Linked DNA regions of Homo sapiens: region 2 is linked to region 1. Evidence: chromatin contacts called from ENCODE Hi-C or POLR2A ChIA-PET data. All regions are on one chromosome and are shown on one strand. The core of a region is the stretch at or near the end of the contact, and the rest is flanking DNA. Distances in the headings are between cores, read along the strand shown.

Region 1 (5,660 bases), core at 2,085-4,584:
TTGTGGATTCAATACAGGTAGCATAAGATAATCGTATTAATTACTTGCAGAGATGATGATAAGCCTGCAGCAGGTGACAACGAGTGGACTCACCTCCAAGCTCTTCATTTTTTGCATACCTGTGTCCATTGCCATCTCTCTGCCAGATTTCCAGTTTCAATGTTTAGTGCAAATATATGCTTTTTGCACTGACTTCTTGTACTAGTCTTGATTTTCTTCCTATAGCCTTTCTTGAACTTAGTATGTGATTTTAAAATTGGTGAATAATATATGAGCCTGGTTTTAATGTTTAAAGTATGAGGCAGTTCAATAAACAGATGAGGAGATAGATGCTCCTCAATTACATTGATTCATGGCTTTCCAACTGATAACTAGATCAGAGACTTTGGCAACAAAATTCAAGGAATGAGGCATTACATAAATAAATTTTTTCCTTGGCTGAGAAAAATTTACCCCTTGGACTCATTTTCTTCCCTCCATAATAATTGTATGGGGATGGGGACAGACGTTAGGGGACTGGAGCAACTCCACAGCAAGAGGCTACCCTCACGTGTTTGTTCATCTTCCCAAACCACTGTCACCAAGTTCTCCCTAGTGATACAGAGAGCATCATTACACAGTTCCACCTGTGGATAGTCTTCAACAGGTGACCCTTCTTTTTACAATTAAGCAAGCTGAAGTTCTTCATGGCAGAAATATGATTTCTTTTATGATTATGAAAAGTATGATTATTTTCTTCCTTAAACTAATTGTTTTCTTCCTTAAACTAAATTCGGCTTCCTTCTTCCTTCCTTAATAAACTTCTCATTCACCGTGAAATTGAAAACACAGCCTTTTCCTGATGACCAGATGGCCCAGCAAATTTAATCACTTCAAGCACTCCACACTTCCTCTCCACTACCCTCCATCCATGGTGGGGAAATGAAGAAGCAAATTCCTCATTTCTTCCAGATGCCAACCTCTCTTGTGAACTTCCCCCAACCACTATTATAAAAGCCAGATATACATGAGCAATGAAGTTGAAGAAAGAAAATATTTCTTTTTTTTTTTTTTAAGGCAGATTCTCGCTCTGTCGCTCAGGCTGGAGTGCAGTGGTGCGATCTCAGCTCACTGCAAGCTCCGCCTCCTGGGTTCAAGCGATTCTCCTGCCTCAGCCTCTGGAATAGCTGGGACTACAGGTGCGTGCTACCACACCCGGCCAATTTTTTGTATTTTTAGCAGAGACGGAGTTTCACCGTGTTAGCCAGGATGGTCTCCATCTCCTGACCTCATGATCCTCCTGCCTCGGCCTCCCAAAGTGTTGGGATTACAGGCGTGAGCCACTGTGCCCGGCCGGCCTAAGTATTTCTTTAAAGCTATAAAATAAAACAAATCTTCCAAATGAGGGAAATGGTAAATAAATAAAATAAGTCAAAATTATATTCTTGATTAATGTTTAATTCAACAAGAATGCCACTCAAATTCATTCTAATTTATCTGGAATACTTGTTTGAATTAAAATGTCCTTTCAAATTCATATCTAGTACTCCAGAAAGTAAAGCAAATAAATTTTGATGGATAATGTAGGGCAATGAGTATAGAGTCTTCCCCACATCAATTGATATCCACTTAATACTGTGGGCTCTTCCAGCTAATAAAGGCTTGTCCTGACTTCCTGAATATGTTTTCCTTTGATGGTCTTACCTAGGCAAATTTATTGAAGTTTCCAAACCTGTTTGTTCCACCTGGAAAAAATGAGGCCTTTCGACTTATGAAAAAATATGGGGAAAGAAGTCATGTTGGTAAAGTATTTTCAAGCACAAATAAATTAACTACACAAAGAGGAAATTATTCCCATAATTTGTTCTCGCATATCATCAGGAAATCAATCCCCTCCCCTTTCTCAAACCAATTTTGGAGATGGTGACTAATCTTATTTACATGGGGACTGATAACTCCTTCATTTACTGCTTAAATAACAGCATGCTAGAGTGGCTATGAACTGTTAAGGAAAATTGGTTTGCAATAAGGATCTTTATTAACAGAGTTGTTCAGTGAAACCAAAACTGAAGTGGCAGCATCTATTCTGCATTTGGAAAAGATGCTATTAGAAAATGCACAAGCGGCGAGGGGCAGTGGCTCACATCTATAATCCCAGCACTTTGGGAGGCCATGGGGGGGCCCATCGCTTGAACTCACGAGTTCGAGACCAGCCTGGGCAACATGGTGAAACCCAGTCTCTACAAAAAATACAAAAAATAGTCAGGTATGGTAGTACACGCCTATAGTTCCAGCTACTAGGGAGGCTGAGGTGGGAGAATAGCTTGAGCCTGGGAGGCAGAGGTTGCAGTGAGACCTTGTCTCAAAAAATAGAAGAAAGAAAATGCACAAGCAAGTCACATACACACTTGTTTCTAAAAGCTGAAGACACTAAAGCATTCTAAAAAGCATGGCAATAAATCCATCATTCAGAAACAAAAGTGGATTATACAGGTTCCAGCCTAAATGTTTACATGGCATATTTTCCCATCCTTTCAATACTCATTTTATAAAAAGAAATTTGACTAAAGAGTTCCTGTGTCCAACCCTTTTCTAATAATAAATGGTTATTATGAATCTTCATTTTGATAATTCACTGTAAACCGTTATTAATCAGAAGCCTCAGATAGATATAAAAAGATTGTTTCTATGAAAATTCCTCACCACAAAAGACAAGAAATCTTTCAGATTCAACAGAAAACAATTACTATACTTGCTAATTCAAGACGGTAAAAGCTTTCCTCACCATAAAAAGACACATAAGCTAATAAATGGTTTTCATACTTTTGTTTATTGGTGACTTTATGCACAGTATTTATAAAAACTGGTCAGTGTAGAGGGAGACTAAATAATGCTGTTTCAGGCAACAATCTTGAACGCTAGCAACTTGACAAAGGAGAGAAATTCAGAGAAATGTTTTGTCCCTCCTCCACAGAACACATCAAACCTGGACTTCCAACTCGAGGGCCACAGAATATTGACTGTAAACCTTTCTAGTCAGTAAGGGAAACACTGCCTTGGTGCAAGAAGTAAACATCGCCCAATATTCCCCAGAAATTCTTCAGCAAGCAAAACAGTGTACAATAGGAAAAAAAATAATGCAGATTTTAGTTCCTAAAATAAACTTTATGCAATCACAGGAAGCATTTAGATCCTTTTCCCCTCTCTTGCAGGAAAATGAAACAATCTCTGGGCCACAGGAAATAACACAAGTTTTAGAAAATCCCCGTGGGAAGACAGAAAAAAACTTCAAGTGGATCTCTGAGTCCCATAAATGACGTAAAGAAAAACAGATGTTCAAAGGCTCAGTACTCCAACAAGAAGTAATCGATTTGTACCGGTGAGAGTGACGACTCCCTCCTAAGCTCGTGGAAACAGGACAGCAGAAAGCCACACACACTACAGTCAATATGTCTCCGTACAACTAGCTCCTGCTCTTATTTTGGCAAAAAGAACAACTGCAAGAAGAGTGACAGCAAAAAGTGCTGAAGAAAGGAGGGATGAGGGGTGGGAAAGAAGAAAAGTTGGACAGGACTCATGTTAGGGTGCCAGCAGTTTCTGCTGAAAATTAGCAACCACATGGGCATGGCAATATCGACGGCACAGCTTAAGAAAAGTCCCCAATCCAATACTATACGTATGTAAAAATGCACAGCATAATGTAATTGGGACGAAGAAAAAGTTTATAGCATGCTACAGTCTGAATGTGTCCTCCCAAGATTAACACTCCAATGTGGTATTAAGAGGAGGGGCCTTAGGGAGACGATTAGTTCATGAGAGCTCCACCCTCATAAATGAGATTAGTGCCTTTATAAAAGAGGCCTGAGGAAGCTCGGTCACCCCCTTCGCCTTCTGCCATGTGGGAATGCAGCAAGAAGACACCATCTTGAAGCAGAGAAAATAAGCCCTCATGAGACACTAAATCTGCTGGCATCCCGATCTTGGACTTCTCAGCCTCCAGAACTGTGAGAAGGAAATTTCTGTCGTTTATAAATTACCCAGTCTATAGTATTTTGTTATAGCAGCCTGAATGAACTAAAATATAGTATTTTCATTAAACTTAATTATAGATGACAAGAGAATAAATCTTATAATATCTACTTTCTGCCTTAAAAGTACTTTTACTTAAAACATCCAGTTAGAAGGGTATTTTTTGGCATTGCTAGTTAGGAAACATTAGGAGGCAAACACTTTTATATTCCCACCAAAGACAGAAATTATGCTTTTCTCAAGATGAAAGGTCAAAAAGTAGTTTATGTGGAGTAAATCTGGACGAATTTCAGATTTTGAAGAGATTTCTCCTGGTTTTGATACAAACGGAGATTCCACAAGCCCTTTTGAAGACATTATGACTACACCTTGAACAGATCATTAATAAAAAAAATACATTGCATTTAATAGATTAGATATGTGGCTTTATATTATGTAATTGTGCAGACTGAACTGTTTAACCATTTAAGGCATTAAAATATATATATAACATCCGTATGCTCTACCTTGCAGCCCCACAGCCATCACCCTTTCTCAGATCCTTGTTCCCTCAGAGCTGAATCCTGTGATGATTTACTAGCGGTTCTTCCTGGTTTTGTTACTGAACGACACTCCTTTGGCCCAGCCCAACCCCACCACCTTGCAGGTACCACCTCATTTCCTACATATGGTTTCTATAATTCATACTCAGAGTCAAGAACTTATGACTGCCGGTTTCTTGGTAACCTTACAGAGACAGCTGGTGTATGCACACACAAATATATGTGTATGTGCACGTTTTAATGTAAATGGTAGCATTCCACACACATTTTTTTCTCTTAACAATATGTAACCCAGTGATCGTTCCATTTCAGAATGTTGGAAGCTGTTTATTGTTTTTTAATAGCTGCATTATACTCCACTGTATGGATGCTCCATAATTAATAAATAACAAGCCTCTGCAGAAGAGAAATGGGTGGTTGAATGAGGAGGGTGTACATATTTCTCCAAATGATATTTTTGTTATATTTCATACATACGAAAGAATACATACAAGTGAGTTAAAAAACAAACAATACCCACGACTCCCACCCACCCTCCCAACTTAAAAAAAGTCTAGTTTACCAACACCATATCTACCCTTGTGTTCCTTTCCAGCCCACGCCCCTGTCTCATGCCCTAGAAGTAACTGTTATCTGATTTTAATATTTGTCATTCCCATAGGTTTAAAAATTTTTTTAATCACATATACATGGCTAACCCATATATTAGGTGGTTTTTCTTATTTTTGAGCTTTATAAAATGGTCTTCTGAAACATGCAATTTTCACGTATCATATTTCTAAGATTCATCAATTTTTAAAAAGAGCTGTCGTTCATTATCACTGGCTGTATAATATTCTGTGTGACTATATTACAATGAATTTATCCATTCTCCTGTCACCTGATGTCTTAGTCTGTTCGGCTGCTACCCGAACAGATACCACAGACTGGGTAGTTTGTAAATAACAGAAATTTATTTCTCAAAGTTCTGGAGGCTGGGAAGTCCAAGATTACAGTGTCTGGTGAGGGCCACTTCACAGATGGCTGTCTTCCACTATAACTTCGCATGGTAGAAACGAGGGATTAGCTAGCTCTCTGGGGTTCCTTTCATAAGGGCACTGATACCAATCA
Region 2 (5,351 bases), core at 2,594-5,093, 50 kb before region 1:
AAAGAAAGAAGGAAAGAAAGAAAGAAAGAAAGAAAGAGGCCGGGTGCGGTGGCTCACGCCTGTAATCCCAGCACTTTGGGAGGCCGAGGCGGGTGGATCACGAGGCCAGGAGATCGAGACCATCCTGGCTAACACGGTGAAACCCTGTCTCTACTAAAAAATACAAAAAATTAGCCGGGCATAGTGGTGGGCTTCTGCAGTCCCAGCTACTCCAGAGGCTGAGGCAGGAGAATGGCATGAACCCAGGAGGCGGAGCTTGCAGTGAGCCGATATCGAGCCACAGCACTCCAGCCTGGGCCACAGAGCGAGACTCCGTCTCAAAAAAAAAAAAAAAAAAAAAAAGAAAGGAAGAATCCAACTGAACTAGAAGAGAACAGTCAGGACTGGGAGGGGACTTCAAAGCATGCACTGTAATAATGGGGGTAGTTACTACCCAATGAGCACCCACTCTGTGTCAGGCACTTAAAAAATGTGCAGTATTTAAGATATGAGATGCTCACTTGAATGGAAGGAAAAGGGTGGCAAATGAACATTTTTTGAACACTTAAAGAGCCAGTGCGAATCACTTTTCACACTTTATTGCATCCAATCCTCACCACAACACTCTGAGATAAGCATCTCTGTTCTATAAATTTGAGTTAGGGATACAGTATTGCATCGCTGTGGGCTCTGGAGCCCAAGAGGCTGTGCTCAAATTCTAACAGATATGTGACCTTAGCCTTACTACTAAGCCTTATTCCTAAGTCTCAGTTACCTCATCTACAAAAAGGTGACCTTTTTGTAGATGGGGTTGTTTAAAGACTAAATTTGTTAATATATTACAGCACTTAGCACAGTACTGGGCAAATAGTAAGGTCAATAAACATTAACTGTGATTGTTAAAAATGTGACTAAGATTACCCAGTGAGTAAGCTGGGGAGCCAGTGGAGAACAAAATAAGCTGAGGCCTCTGGGGATTCATTTGGTGAAGTTTTGTCATAGGGAAGAGGTTCCTACTGACATCAGGAAGTAGAACCAGGCTGGGTGAGTTGGTTCATGCCTGTAATCCCAACAATTTGGGAGGTCAAGGTGAGAGAATCACTTGAGGCCAGGAGTTTGAGACCAGCCTGGGCAACACAGAGAGACCTCTTCTCTTAAAAAGAAAAAAAATTAAATTAGCCAGACATCATGGCATGCACCTTCCAACATTGTGGCCTGCACCTTCCAAGCCCTAGCTACTTGGAAGGCAGAGGCAGGAGGATCACCTGAGCCCAGGAATTAGAGGCTGCAGTGAGCTATGCTCTCACCACTGTACTCTAGCCTGGGCAACACAGCAAGACCCCATGTCTGAAAAAAAAGTAGAACCAGACCCAGTGAACAGAAGTGTAACAGGGTATCTGGTAGGAAGCAACCTGAAATTAAATAGCTGGGTAATGACAGTTACTTTTCTGTCTAAGTGGACACCGATCTTCCCCATTTGGCAAAGAGTCATTAAGGGGCCACTCTTACTCATGATGCTGTGAGATATTTAACACTCTGTTGCCCTGGAGAGGACAGTCTAGTAGAAGTTATATGTGGCCTGACAAAGCCTGCCCCTCCAATACCCCTGTTATGCAGAGCTGGTCTCTGATGAAAGGCTGAACAATTGCAGGGAGGTCAAGGAGCCTCCTAGCAGGAGACATTATTAGAACCTTCCTGATGGGTTAGGATAGACCCCACAAGAAGCCTGGAGGAGAAAAGGACATCAAAAATTCCAAAGGGGAAACTCACCATGAGAAAAGGGACAGTCTAGACTGATGATCCAGTGTTACCAGCAGGATTAAGGGTACAGAGGTGTGAGAAGGCTGGTCCCATGTATCCCATGGCTGAGACTAGAAACTCTTCTGGTTGTGGGTGTGATTTGAGAACAATGACTGAGCACTATGAACTAAAAGAGCTGTAATCTTGAAGTCCAAGTCCTAGGTCCATGAAGAAGACCTAAGTCAGTGAGAGAATCCCTGCAGCAGTGGGGAAGTGGCTGCTGGCCTGTGTAGAGCCAGTTTTCAATATTACCCCACAGGAAGAAGCAGCAATATTGGCAGACCACTTGGACTGCTCAGTTTTTTCTCCGCTTGCTTTTAGAACTGGGACTTAGCCCTTTTGGAATGAATGAAGACCAGAGTGTTCTTGGCAATCTTGGATGTTTAGAAGAGGTGAGAGGCGATAGGGCCTTAAGAGAGAGATACTGGGCTTCCTATTAGTATTATCAGGAAGATGTTCTGGCAACTAATAGGGGAATAAAAGATATATCTATTATTTGTACTCCCCAGGTCATTAAAGTGGGTTATATCATGGGTTATATCAGTTGTATATAACTTAATAAAACTGAAATAAGCTTAATGTTAAGGACTTTCTAAAAATCAGGATTAATAATAATAATAGCAGCTAGTATTTATTTGGTGCTTACTATATGCCAAATTCTACCTCCCTTAGCTCATTCATCATCACAAAACCCTATGAATGTGAAAGCAACACAATAGTACATGGATGAATAAATGGATAAACAAAATATGGCATATATATATATATATATATATATACACACACACACACACACACCACATACAAAGGAATACTATTCAACCTCAAAGAGGAGGGAAATTCTGACATATGCTACAAAATAGATAAACTTGGAAGACATTATGCTAAGTGAAATGAGCCAGTCACAAAAAGACTATATTTTCCATGTATATAAGGCATTTAGAGTATAAAAAATCATAAAGACAGAAAGTAGAATGGTGATTCCCAGTGGCTGGGAGGAGGTAGAAATGGGAGTTATTGTTTAAGAGGTATAGAGTTTCCATGTTACAAGATGAAAAGAGTTACGGAGATGGATGGTGGTAATGATTGCAGAACATTATGAATATATTTAATATTACTAGACTGTTCACTTAAAATTGAGTAAGATGGTACATTTTATACGTATTTTACCACAGTTAAAAAAAAAATGTTAGGGGAAAAAACCGGCTATGAGGTAGCAGTTGTTTCTATCACCATTTTACAGATGAGGAAACTGAGGCAGAAAGAGGCTAAAGTATCTTGTTCAAGGTCACACAGTAGACATGGGTGGAACAAGAATTACATGACAGGGCCTCCTGATCACAGAACCTATTCTTTTACCTCTGTCCTCTTCTCCCTTTCTGTAAAGATGGAGAGATACAATGCCCCATGGGGATGCAGTTGATGGGATTAGAATAGATGGGTGGTTGGACTATAACACCTACAAAATCCATTTCTTTGCTGCAGCACTTCCTTCCAACCTTTAGAATTTGTGTGCTTCATTTAGCTCTACAGAATTACTATCAAAATGAACTGTTTGCTATGGTTGGAAAACAAGCTTAGGAACTACTGCTAAGGAATATAAAGATAAACCACATACTGAGATGCATTCTAAGTCTACAGGTCAAACCTATTACAACAATCTTTAGAGAAACAGCATTTGTTCATCCAACAAATATTTATTACATGCCTTCTATATGTATTGTTCTAGGTGCTTGGTATATAGCAGTGAACTAAATGGACAAAGATCTCTGCTTTTGTGGATTTTACAGTCTTGTGGAGGAGAGAAAATAAACAGTAAACCCAGTAACTCAGTAAATAATATAGTACATTAGGAGGCAATAAGTACTTGATCACAGCTGCAGTTTTAAATTAGGTTGGCAGGGGAGACCTCATTGAAAAGGTGACATCTAAGCAAAAGCTGAAGGTGTCAGAGGCAGCCACGTGTGAAGGAAGAACATTTCAGGCAGAAGAAATATCCAGGGCAAAGGCCTAAGACAAGAGCCTGTGCGGCTGGAGTTGCTACAGGGAGGCCCATGTGACTAGGGCAGAGATGGGGAGGGGGTGAGGAGTGTGAGGTCGGTGCAAGCAGTGAAGGAGGGGTTGATTATACAAGTCTTCCAGGCCACTGTAAAGACCGTGGCTTTACACTGAGTGAGATGGGGAAGCATTGCAGGGTTTTCAGCAGAGAAGTGACATGATCTGACTCACACGGGATATATGAAAACACACCGTATTTAATATTGTTTTGACTTGAAAAGATTCTTTATCACTGAGATCACTGCTCATGAGGAAATGGAGCTTACATCTAAGCAAATGTCATCACTATGTGCTGAGAACCCCACTGATCCTGTGAGTGCAGTGGAAGGAGAAGGAGTTGGGGGAGTTGAGTAAAAACAGTTGTGTCATTTTTTTCAAAGAGCTGCTGGGAGGAATAACTAATAACAATAGCTGTAAAGGTCACTGCAAATATTAAGTGCTATCAAATGCTAACTATTATTTAAAAATAGAAAGCCTGTCATTATTCTTTGGCCCAGGAGTCAGGACCTCTGGCAGCCTGCACGCCTCGGCCAGCCTGTTAATGTTTCAGTGCCTTTAAAGGACTTTCCCATCAGACTATGTTATCTGATGGCTGTGTCTCCCATCTACAGCTATGGTGGGAGGAACTGAGCTATTTACCGCATATACTCTGCAACAAAACACAATCCTGAGGGTAGGGGTTGATGAGCATTTGTTTTTTGTTTTTGCTTTTTTAAAAATCATTAATTCTTAGGCTGCACTTACAAAACTCCCTGAAAGCACTGAACATTTGAATGAATGACATGGGTTTACATGTAAAAAGTTCTTGCAGCGAGTTGTTTACACCAATCTATTGGGTCATGGAAATTTTGCTCAAGATTTGTTTGTGTGGGAATAACACTGAAATACTAGCTTGTCGGAGCCAGCTTTGAAACTAACACAATGAATAGCTATTGTTCTGACAGAATATCCGGCAGCTCATGTCTACATACACTGAAGATGACCTTCCTCTTTAGAAATAGTTCCAATCATTATATATATATTTTAAAGTGTTATTGGTGTACCCAATGTTCTAGGTGCCTGGGGAGAAGGGACATTGTATAAAGATATTTCAGTTTCTCTCCTAAAAGGATTCCACAGCTACTCTATTTGGTAAGTCAGGTTGCCAATATTACACATTCCTGGTATGAAAAGATATGTTACAGAGATAGAAAATAAAGAAAGGAAAAGGTAAGCTTGTCATTTAACACCTATTAAGTACCAGGTTCTATGTTATGATATCATTTCACTTCACCAGCACAACCTAATGAAAACAGATACTGTCCACCATTTTGCAGATGAGGGACTAAGACTTAGATTATGTCACTTGCTAACTTTAGTTAAGTAACACTAATTTAGTAAGTGTCAGAACTGGGATTTGAACTTTGTGCTGTTGATTCTAAATCTGTGCTTTCCCACCACACAGACCTGCGGTCAAGAAGACTGCCACCTAGTGGGTATGACAAGACTTAGGTATAGAAATCATCTGGAGAAAA

The links. A loop is a pair of places that touch in the nucleus more often than their neighbours do. ChIA-PET counts read pairs that join two places held with the same protein, here RNA polymerase II (POLR2A). Pooled maps may share reads with other maps.
Region 2: a map of endothelial cell of umbilical vein shows a loop between it and region 1 (5-fold over the local background). The contact joins two enhancer-like sites. A Hi-C loop is called at or near these places in 6 of 168 maps with a recorded cell type or tissue (PC-3, endothelial cell of umbilical vein, heart left ventricle and 2 more) and 5 of 50 pooled maps. POLR2A ChIA-PET finds 5 or more read pairs at or near these places in 2 of 52 experiments (AG04449 and HEK293).

What each region holds. Positions count from the first base shown.
Region 1 is chr14:31,875,110-31,880,769 of GRCh38, reverse strand. No RefSeq gene overlaps it. Among named protein-coding and RNA genes, the nearest start is that of LINC02313, 67 kb to the left of the region's middle. Within about 2 kb of position 3,334, at least 2 of the 41 ENCODE cell types and tissues checked have a DNase peak (open chromatin) inside an H3K27ac peak, as active enhancers do; they include endothelial cell of umbilical vein, where a contact is called at or near this core.
Region 2 is chr14:31,926,200-31,931,550 of GRCh38, reverse strand. No RefSeq gene overlaps it. Among named protein-coding and RNA genes, the nearest start is that of LINC02313, 16 kb to the left of the region's middle. Within about 2 kb of position 3,843, at least 11 of the 41 ENCODE cell types and tissues checked have a DNase peak (open chromatin) inside an H3K27ac peak, as active enhancers do; they include endothelial cell of umbilical vein, where a contact is called at or near this core.